Linked DNA regions of Homo sapiens: region 1 is linked to region 2. Evidence: chromatin contacts called from ENCODE Hi-C or POLR2A ChIA-PET data. All regions are on one chromosome and are shown on one strand. The core of a region is the stretch at or near the end of the contact, and the rest is flanking DNA. Distances in the headings are between cores, read along the strand shown.

Evidence for each region. Hi-C counts contacts between places; a loop is a spot of excess contacts on that map. ChIA-PET counts read pairs that join two places held with the same protein, here RNA polymerase II (POLR2A). Pooled maps may share reads with other maps.
Region 1: a loop to region 2 is called in a map of PC-9, with 7 times the contacts of the local background. The contact joins the promoter of EFCAB13-DT here to the enhancer-like site in region 2. A Hi-C loop is called at or near these places in 19 of 168 maps with a recorded cell type or tissue (B cell, CD8-positive, alpha-beta T cell, GM12878 and 14 more), 32 of 37 single-sample maps with no recorded cell type and 27 of 50 pooled maps. POLR2A ChIA-PET finds 5 or more read pairs at or near these places in 6 of 52 experiments (A549, K562, WTC11 and 3 more).

The regions. Positions count from the first base shown.
Region 1 is chr17:47,322,200-47,326,526 of GRCh38, forward strand. It overlaps EFCAB13-DT (EFCAB13 divergent transcript), which reads right to left and starts at 1,702. Exons shown (of 3, transcript NR_110880.1): 1 at 1,490-1,702. EFCAB13 (EF-hand calcium binding domain 13) reads left to right here and starts at 1,756. Exons shown (of 25, transcript NM_152347.5): 1 at 1,756-1,875; 2 at 2,255-2,324; 3 at 4,027-4,188. RefSeq lists a silencer at 1,485-1,894 and enhancers at 2,235-2,324, 2,365-2,544.
Region 2 is chr17:47,617,600-47,622,553 of GRCh38, forward strand. It overlaps NPEPPS (aminopeptidase puromycin sensitive), which reads left to right. Exons shown (of 23, transcript NM_006310.4): 20 at 751-858; 21 at 1,410-1,565; 22 at 2,138-2,185; 23 at 4,169-4,954. The coding sequence ends at 4,321. It overlaps KPNB1-DT (KPNB1 divergent transcript), which reads right to left. Exons shown (of 4, transcript NR_171700.1): 4 at 3,928-4,488. Among named protein-coding and RNA genes, the nearest start is that of KPNB1-DT, 29 kb to the right of the region's middle. Within about 2 kb of position 3,077, at least 18 of the 41 ENCODE cell types and tissues checked have a DNase peak (open chromatin) inside an H3K27ac peak, as active enhancers do; they include HCT116, PC-3, PC-9 and 3 more, where a contact is called at or near this core.

The DNA of each region.
Region 1 (4,327 bases), core at 452-2,951, 300 kb before region 2:
CAGAGTGACTCAATCTCAAAAAAAAAAAAAAAAAAAAAAAAAAAGAATTGCTATTATCAAAATGATGAAAAAAATGTGTTGCTGAGGATGTGGAGAAACCTTTTACACTGTTAGTGTTATTACAGCCATTATGGAAAACTATATGGAGGTTTCCCAAAAAATTAAAAATAGAACTACCATATGATCCAGCGATGCTATTTCTGGGCATATATTGAGTAACTGAAATCAGTATATCAAAGACTTATTTGCACTTCCATGTTCATTTCAGCATTATGCACAATCGCTGAGATAATGGAATCAACCTGTGTCCATCGATGGATGAATGGATAAAGAAAATGTAGTAAACATATGCAATGGATACTATTCAGCCTTAAAAAAGAATTTCTGTCATTTGTGACAACATGAATCAACATATGCAATGGATACTATTCAGCCTTAAAAAAGAATTTCTGTCATTTGTGACAACATGAATCAACTTGGAGGACATACTAAGTGAAAAAAGCCAGGCACAGAAAGACACATACCACATGATCTCACTTATATGTGGAATCTTAAAAAGTCAAACTCATAGAAGTAGACAGTAGAATAGTTGTTAGAGGCTGGAAAGGGACGGGGCGGGTAGGAGATGCAGGATGGGGAGATGCTGTTCAAAGGGTACAAGGTTCAGTCAGACAAAAGCAGCAAGTTTCTGAGATCTATTGCATAGTGTGGTGACTATAGCTAATAATAATATATCGTATATCTCAAAACTGCTAAGAGTAAATTTCAAATGTCTCACCATAAAAAACGTTAAACAAGGTGATGGATATGTTAAGCTTGACTTAGTCGTTCCATATTGTATACATATATTAAAATATAACATTGTACCCCATTAAATATTTACAATTATGATTTGTACATATATTTAATAATAATAAAAATCTAAATAAAATATTAAAGAATGCCTACAAAGCAAGGTTTAAGATGTAAATGAACACAGTAGTATCACGGAAGGGATTAAATATTGTAACATTTATTGAGCACTACGTATATATTTTTGAATTCCCACAACCCTGGAAGAATGAGAAAATCGAGACTCAGGGAGCGTTAAGTATTTTGCCCAACTGCATACGATAAATACATAGGAAAAACAAACACACAGAAGAAAACCAAACCAACCAAAGTATCTCTTTCAAAAGGAAACGACAGTCTCCTTAAAGGCAACCCGAGACAAATTTCAGCAAAGCCGTGGGACACATGGCCTTCGAGCTGCTGTCCATTATTGAGTAGCAGAAGCCAAGAAGGATGGAATGTTTTGGAAGAAAGGGGTCGGGGGTCGGGGTGTTCAAAGGACGGACCGAAGGTAAGATTGAAGTGGGGTCAGACCATGGCGGGACAGCGCACCGGAGAATGAACAGCGATTAGGGAAGAGTGGCGAGCGGGTGGCAAGGACGGAGGGCGGAATCCCGGCCGGGGCTGCGGGAGGAAAGCGCACGGACAGGAGCCCCACCGCTCGAATGCAGCGCCCGGCGGCTGGCCTCGTGAGGTCACAGGCCCTTACGAGGTGGGGCAGGCAGGCGCGGCCGCAGTGCCTTCCAGTCAGCGCGGAGGCGGTATTGAGTTCAGCCGCTCCCCACAGCCCCGGAGCCCCTGGGCGGTGGCGGTGGCCGCGGCAGCACCGGCTCGACAGCCGATAGGGTCCTGGGCCCGCTCCGCTCGGGGTGGTCGGTGGGCGGAGCGTCGGGCTCGGTCAGGTGACCGCGGGGGCGGGGCCGCGCGGCGCGGGATCCTGGGAAGGCTGCAGAGCTAGAGCAGCGCCGCCCGAGGGGCGGCAGGGGCTGACCACAGAGAGCGCGGGGGCCTCCAGCCGAGAGGAAGGGAGGGCAGCTCGGGCCGGTAGTGGGACCCTTGGGGGACAGAGGTGGGGAGGGGAGGCGAGACCCGCTGAGGAGTTGGGAGGGGAGCCTTCGAGGTGGAGGGTGGAGAATGCAGTAGGGTGCGAGGGAGGAAGGAGAACAGTGGTGGGGCTGGGTGAAGGAAGGTTCCAGAAAGGAACAGTGAGGGGACTGAGTGGGACAAAGGGGCAGATTGAAGGGTGACTGAGACTGATCAGGTGGTTCCTCAGAAATGGTGGTTGTTGTAGAAGGCTGGCGGTCCCGGGGGTGGTGTCACTTCCCTGCTCCTTCAGCGGGAGGCGGAGACCTCTATTAGCACACTCATTTCCATCTTGCGGGTCGTTCACTCGCTAGCTTACAGGTCCTCTTTCTTCCTGTAGAAGTCGTTGGCTTCGTAAGAGCAGGGTCTATGGGAAGCCTCCTCAGCGTGGGTTCTTGGAAGAGGTGGAGGTTCGTTCACTCGACGTTTGTTACACAAATATGAAAACAGGGTGACGAAAGTTTGAACGTTCATGAATGGCAGTAGCTGCAATGGAGTTGTGTATGCAGTTGGTATTAATGACGTTTTCAGTCCCTCTGGCGAGAGAAAAGCGAGCGAGTCGGGCGGCTTGTGAGGGAAATGTGGCATGAGAGGAAAGAGGAAGGTATTTTGTGAAAGGATGTCATACAGAGTCATGCTTCAGTGAAGACGCCTTTGTTTTTCTCATCTTAAAGCCTCACAGCCCCATTTTCCTCTCAGCTACTGCCTTATTTCTCTTAACAACGTAACTCCTTGAAAGAGCCTACCCTACTGGCTGGGTTCAATTTCTTTACCCCGTTCTCTCTTGTACTCACTCTGACGACATTGTCTCCTTACCACCCCACCCAGATGGCTCCTTTCAAGTTTGTCAGTGTCCTCCGTGTTGTGAAACCTAGCGAACCATTCAGTACTGATCTTAACCGCCCACCCCACCCCCCTTTTTTTTTTTTGAGACAAGGTCTCTGTCGTCCAGGCTGGAGTGCAGTGGTGCAATCATAGCCCACTGCAGCTTCAAACTCCTGGGCTCAAAAGATCCTCCTGGCTCAGTCTTTGGAGTAGCTGGGACTAAGGTCGCCATGTCCAGCTGATTAAAAAAAAAATTCTGTAGAGGTGGGAGTTTCACTGTTGCCCAGGCTGGTCTTGAACTCCTGGCCTTAAGCAGCCCTCCTGCTTAGACCCCCACCCCCGCATCAAAGTGTTGGGATTACCTGCATAAGCCACCATGCACAGCCTGATTGCTCACTCTTGAAGTACTTTCTTCACTTGGCATTCAGGAACCCAGACCTACCTGATTTCCCTCCTCACAGTAACCAGAGTGATCCTTTCAGAAAGAACTTCAGATTATGTAATCCTTCTCCTCAGAACTCTTTCAATGCTTGTCACTCCTTCAGAGTACAAGCCACAGTTCTTACTGTCATCTAGGGGTCCTCCATGATATGCCACTTTCACTTAGCCTCTCTGATCTCTCCTGCTTCAGCCTCCTGGGGCCTTCCCACTATTCCTTGAACATTCTTCTTGCCTCGGGGCTTTTGTACTTACTTTTCTTTCTGGCTGAAATGCTCTTCCCTAAGATATTAATCAGCTCCCTACTTCAGTTCTTGCAGGTCTGTACTCAAAAGTCTCCCTCTCAGTAAGGTCTTCCTTGGCCACCCATTCTGTTCCCTGCATCTCTTCCCCTATACTACATTTCATATTCCCCTCCCTGCTTTACTTTTTTTTTTGTACTTATTGCAGATAACATACAATATGTTTTATTTTTCTATTTTATTATTTCACTCCCTGACTAGAACATAAGCTTCATGAGGGCAGATTTTATATATATATAAACAAAATATATATATATATATATATATATATATATATATATATAGCATATATATATTTTGTTCATTGGTATATCCCTAGAGCCTAGGAGAGAACCTAGTGCACACTAAGCATGCAGACATATACGTTGAATTCATGGATAGAAAGGTGAATGGATAGATGACTGGAGAAAAGGGATACGACTCCCTCCATTTCTCTTGATTTGTTCCTGCAAGTTCACCGATAGAAGACAGGATTGAAATAGTTGAGAAAAATTATATTGTCAGAGTTACAGGGAATAGACTTTCTAAGTTAATTTTTTCTTTTAAGTTTGGAGAGGCTTATGCGGTACCTGATTCATCCAGCAAATTAAGACCTGCCAACTTTTTGATAATCTCGTCAATAAATTACAGAACAATTGTTCCTTTCAAGATTTATTCAAAACGTGTCAACTCTGCTTAATTAAGCACTTTGATGATTTAAGAAATCTTGGTGAGTAGCTTAGTAGGAAGGGAATTTGTTCATTCATCCCTCTCTCCCTCTCTTTTCCCCTCCCTCCATACCATTCCTCCTTTCCTCTACTCTTTCCTTCATTATATATATACCATTGTATTTGATACTGTGAGAAATA
Region 2 (4,954 bases), core at 1,827-4,326:
ATGCATTTTTATAAGTACAGTATTCATTTTCAATTTTTCACTATTATAAATTAATTTGATGATCTGGTATAAGAACACTAATGATTAGTTTGTTCTTCTAAAACAGAACATTAGCCAGATATCAATGATGTAAAGAATTTGGCTATGATAGATTTTACCTCTTAGATCTTGATGTTAAACTGGTCTGAACTAATGACAGGCTGTTCATCTGGTAGCATTTACATCTAGTGATTTACTTACTGTAACAGCAGATGACAAATTTAGTGCCAAAGCATCATTTTTTTTTTCTTTTATTTTTGAGACAGAGTCTCGCTCTCTTGCCCAAACTGGAGTGCAGTGGCACGATCTCAGCTCACTGCAACCTCCCAGGTTCAAGCGATTCTCCCGCCTCGGCCTCCCAAGTAGCTGGGATTACAGGTGGGCACCACCACGCCCGGCTAATTTTTTTTTTTTGTATTTTTAGTAGAAACAGGGTTTCACCATGTTGGCCAGGCTGATCTCGAACTCTTGACCTCAGGTGATCCACCCGCCTCGGCCTCCCAAAGTGCTGGGATTACAGGTGTGAACCACCGCACCTGGCCCAAAGCATCTTGAAAAGTATTCTCTTTCTTTAATATAATGCCCTGCCATTCTTACCTAGTGAGAATATAGAACCTAAGTTTTACCTTACTGGGGAAGAAGCTCATATAATCATATGCAGAACATCCAAGGGAGAGTTAACTATTCCTATCTTTATCTTTTTTCCTGTAGCTTCATAAACAAGCAGATATGCAAGAAGAGAAAAACCGAATCGAAAGAGTCCTTGGCGCTACTCTTTTGCCTGACCTGATTCAAAAAGTCCTCACGTTTGCACTTTCAGTAAGTTACGGTGAAAACTGCATTTAGAAGTGAATCGTTACCCATCTCTGAGAAGTGTCTCTGATTCAGCTCTGATCCTCTTGAGCTGCCTTAACCCTAACTAAAGCTTCCTTTTCCAGAGTAACTGGCTTGAGTTTTTGTTACTGACTTCTGTTTTTCTCCCACTAGTGGCGAGAATCAGAATAGTTGGGAGAGTAAACAAATTGTCTCTCCAGAATGGAAACTATGAGGACAGGGACTCTTGAAAACTGGGAAACTGGCTTATGCCTTTGCTTACTTTGTGTCTCTTCCTTTCTTAAACCTATAGGCTCCTAAGCAAGTATCTGTTGAGCAGTCTGTCTGTCTGAACCTGTCTCAGTACCTCATTCTCATTTTGGTTATCTTTAGCTTAAACATTATCTTCTTTGCTGAGAACTTCTGGTTCCAGTTATTCCTAAAACAAGGAATAAGTGTCTTCAGTGTGATTACTTCAGTGTCACAGTATGGTGCACTTTCTGGTACCAGAATATGTTTTTGATACACTAGACTTTTAGCTCTCTTTCTTTTTTTAGGAAGAGGTACGTCCACAGGACACTGTATCGGTAATTGGTGGAGTAGCTGGAGGCAGCAAGCATGGTAGGAAAGCTGCTTGGAAATTCATAAAGGACAACTGGGAAGAACTTTATAACCGATACCAGGGAGGATTCTTAATATCCAGACTAATAAAGGTATGTGAAAAACTTTGAGTAGCTTGCTAATCATGGATATTATTTAGTGACATCCATGATTCACTACACCCATACATTGTGGTCTTTGCTCTTTAAATGTTTCCTGTGGCCAGGTGCAGTGGCTCACGCCTGTAATACCAGCACTTTGGGACGCCGAGGTGGGCAGATCACCTGAGGTCGGGAGTTCGAGACTATCCTGGCCAACATGGTGAAATCCTGTCCCTACTAAAAATACAAAAATTAGCTGAGCGTGGTGGTGTGTGCCTGTAATCCCAGCTACTTGGGAGGCTGAGGCAGGAGAATCGCTTGAACCTGGGAGGCAGAGGTTGTGGTGAGCCGAGATGAGGTCATTGCACTCCAGCCTGGGCAACAAGTGTGAAACTCCGTCTCAAAAAAAAAAAAGTTTCCTTAAATAGTTACTGGCTTTATTTAAGGACTTCTCCATCTCCCATCACACATCCTTTATAACAGACTGAAGTTGGCAGAGAACAGAATGATTTATTTTTAGGGTAAATGGAAGTTTGTTCTCAGCCTCTTGGTTTCACTTACTGTTTAAAACCATTGTTTTGCAGCTATCAGTTGAGGGATTTGCAGTTGATAAAATGGCTGGAGAGGTTAAGGTAAGGAAAATACTGTTTACTCTTCACTTTTCAGTCTAGTAAGTAAAAACAATAACCTGGTTGTAATTATAGTGTTGGGATAATGTACTGTAGCATCTCTGTGTTTTTGTTTAGAGAAAGACATCATGCAGGGCTGTATAGGCCATATTAAGAATTTCCTAAAAATGGCCAGGCATGGTAGCTCACATCTGTAATCTCAGCACTTTGGGAGGCCGAGGTGGGTGGATCACCTGAGGTCAGGACTTCAAGACCAGCCCGGGCAACATGGTGAAACCCCAAATTAGCTGGACATGGTGGTGCACGCCTCTAATCCCAGCTACTCGGGAGGCTGAGGCAGGAGAATTGCTTGAGCCCGGGAGGTGGAGGTTGCAGTGAGCTGAGATCGTGCCATTGCACTCCAGCCTGGGTGACAGAGCGAGACTCCTGTCTCAAAAAAAAAAAAAAAAAAAAAAGTCCTAAAAATGGAAAGCCTTCGAATGGTTTATAAACAAGGCAGTGCCTTGATCTGATTTGTGTTATAAAAATTTCAGTCTGGCTGCAATGTGGATAATAGTTTGGAATGGGGAAGAGAAGATGTTGGGAAGCTAACTCTCCTAGCAAGAATGATAGAATAGCTTACAGTAGGGTAGTGGCAGTAGTGGAGGAGATGGAATAATGGAGATTCAGGGGCTTGAATTTGTTAACCATTTAGTTCAACAATATTTATTGATTGGCTTCTCTGTTGTGAGCATATCTGGGAGAGGAAGAAAAACAAGCCAGGATAATCCCCAGGTTTCTGGTGTATAAATGTTGGTACTACTCTGCGATGGAATGGAAAAAGACTTGAGGCCCTGAGAACTGAACCATGATTAGGAGCCTTGGAACAGTAGCAATTGTCATCTGTGTAAATAAGGTTATTGATTTCTAAAAGGTCTATGTTTAATCAGATGGATTAGTCATTCTGTCTTTCACACCTGTGGTGACTAATTCAAAGGAAAAGCCCTATCATTTTGCCAGCTGGTGTTTAAGAGTTGCTTTGTTTTCTGTGAAACCAGGTGTACTGCATTAGAAAAGTTTATTCAACTTTTAATCATTAAGCATTGTGATAAATTGTAAACTTAGAAATTGTTTGGTTTACTGTATTAAAAATGTTGGATTCCTGTAATTCCAGCATTTTGGGAGGCTGAGGTGGGAGGATTGCTTGAGTTCAAGAGTTCAAGACCAGTCTGGGCAACATGGTAGGACCCCATCTCTACAAAAAGGAAAAAACAATTTGGCCTGGGAGTGCACGCTTGTGGTCCCAGCTACCCAGGAAGTTAAGGTGGGAGGTTTACTTGAGCCCAGAAGGTTGAGGCTGTGATGAGCCATGATCGTTTCATTGCACTCTAGCCTGGGCAACAGAGTGAGACCCTGTCTCAAAAAAAAAAAAAAAAAAAAGACCATGGGGTGTTAAATTATTAGGGCATAGCAGCAATTTAAACTTCTTTGTATTATCATCCCTTACAAATTAATCTTTATTTGAAGCAGCCAAAATGTGTTGAATCCTTAAGTACTCTGTGCTAGGTATTTTGTCAAATGTTTATATGGATTGTCTCTTTAATCTTCTGGAGTAGATATTTTCTCATAGTTGAGAAAACTGAGACTTAGAGCAGTTAATTTTCTCACAGTCACAAGCTAGTACATGACTAAGCCTGGATTCAGGTTCCAAGTCTTCATTCCAAAGACTATATTTACCACTACACAATTAGCCTAAAAGAAAGGCAGTAGGTTCTGTCTCTTTATTAACTTTTGATTAGGTTGTTAAGCATATAATTAAGGGGAGAATTCCTATATGCAGGTCCAAGGAGTTGCTTGTTTTCTTTTAGCCTGAGGGTGGCAGTGGTAAATTCTCATGCCTGAAGATTATGCATCCTTCATATAGACCAGTGGGTATTTTTTCATAACCTGTAATATTAACTTCTTATTGCTAGTAATGATCCTGCATTCTGGGTTGTTTTATACCAGGCTTTCTTCGAGAGTCACCCAGCTCCTTCAGCTGAGCGTACCATCCAGCAGTGTTGTGAAAATATTCTGCTGAATGCTGCCTGGCTAAAGCGAGATGCTGAGAGCATCCACCAGTACCTCCTTCAGCGGAAGGCCTCACCACCCACAGTGTGAATCCTGAGGTGCCGCCATTGGCGGTTCTGCTGCTTCGCTGCAGGGATAAGGTGGAGCTACCGAACAGCTGATTCATATGCCAAGAATTTGGAGTCTTCTTTCAAACCAGTGGGGGTTGGACAATGAATGTAGTTAACTGGTTCCTGCTCACACTCCAGAATTAAATTCTATTGAAAAAGGAAAATCAGCAATTCAGCAAAAAATAAATAAAAAATAAAAATGTAAATATGATAGTAATAAAATAGAGCATAACGAAACTGTGAAACTTTCTGAAGCCTTGTCAGTGGTTAAAAGTATTTAACACTCTACTGTTAATGACAGATGTTCTGTTTTTATAACCTACCAAAAGGAAACTAGAGGCTTCTTGGTGAAGAGCATTTTTGTGAAGTGGGTTCTGCAAGGAGCCTATAAAGCCAAGGGTGGTGTCCATTTCTGGGAATGGTTAAACACAAAAGGCTGATAGCTGGTATCACATAGTTGGAGTCAGTGCATAATTCCAAGTGGCTTTTTTTTTTTTTGGCACGGGGACTGATCAGGAAGATATATTCCTGCATAACTCAATCTGAACCAAGGATTGTAGTTTAGTTTTCCTCCTTGCCTTCCCTTCTGTGTGACCGACCCCTTGGCCAAAAA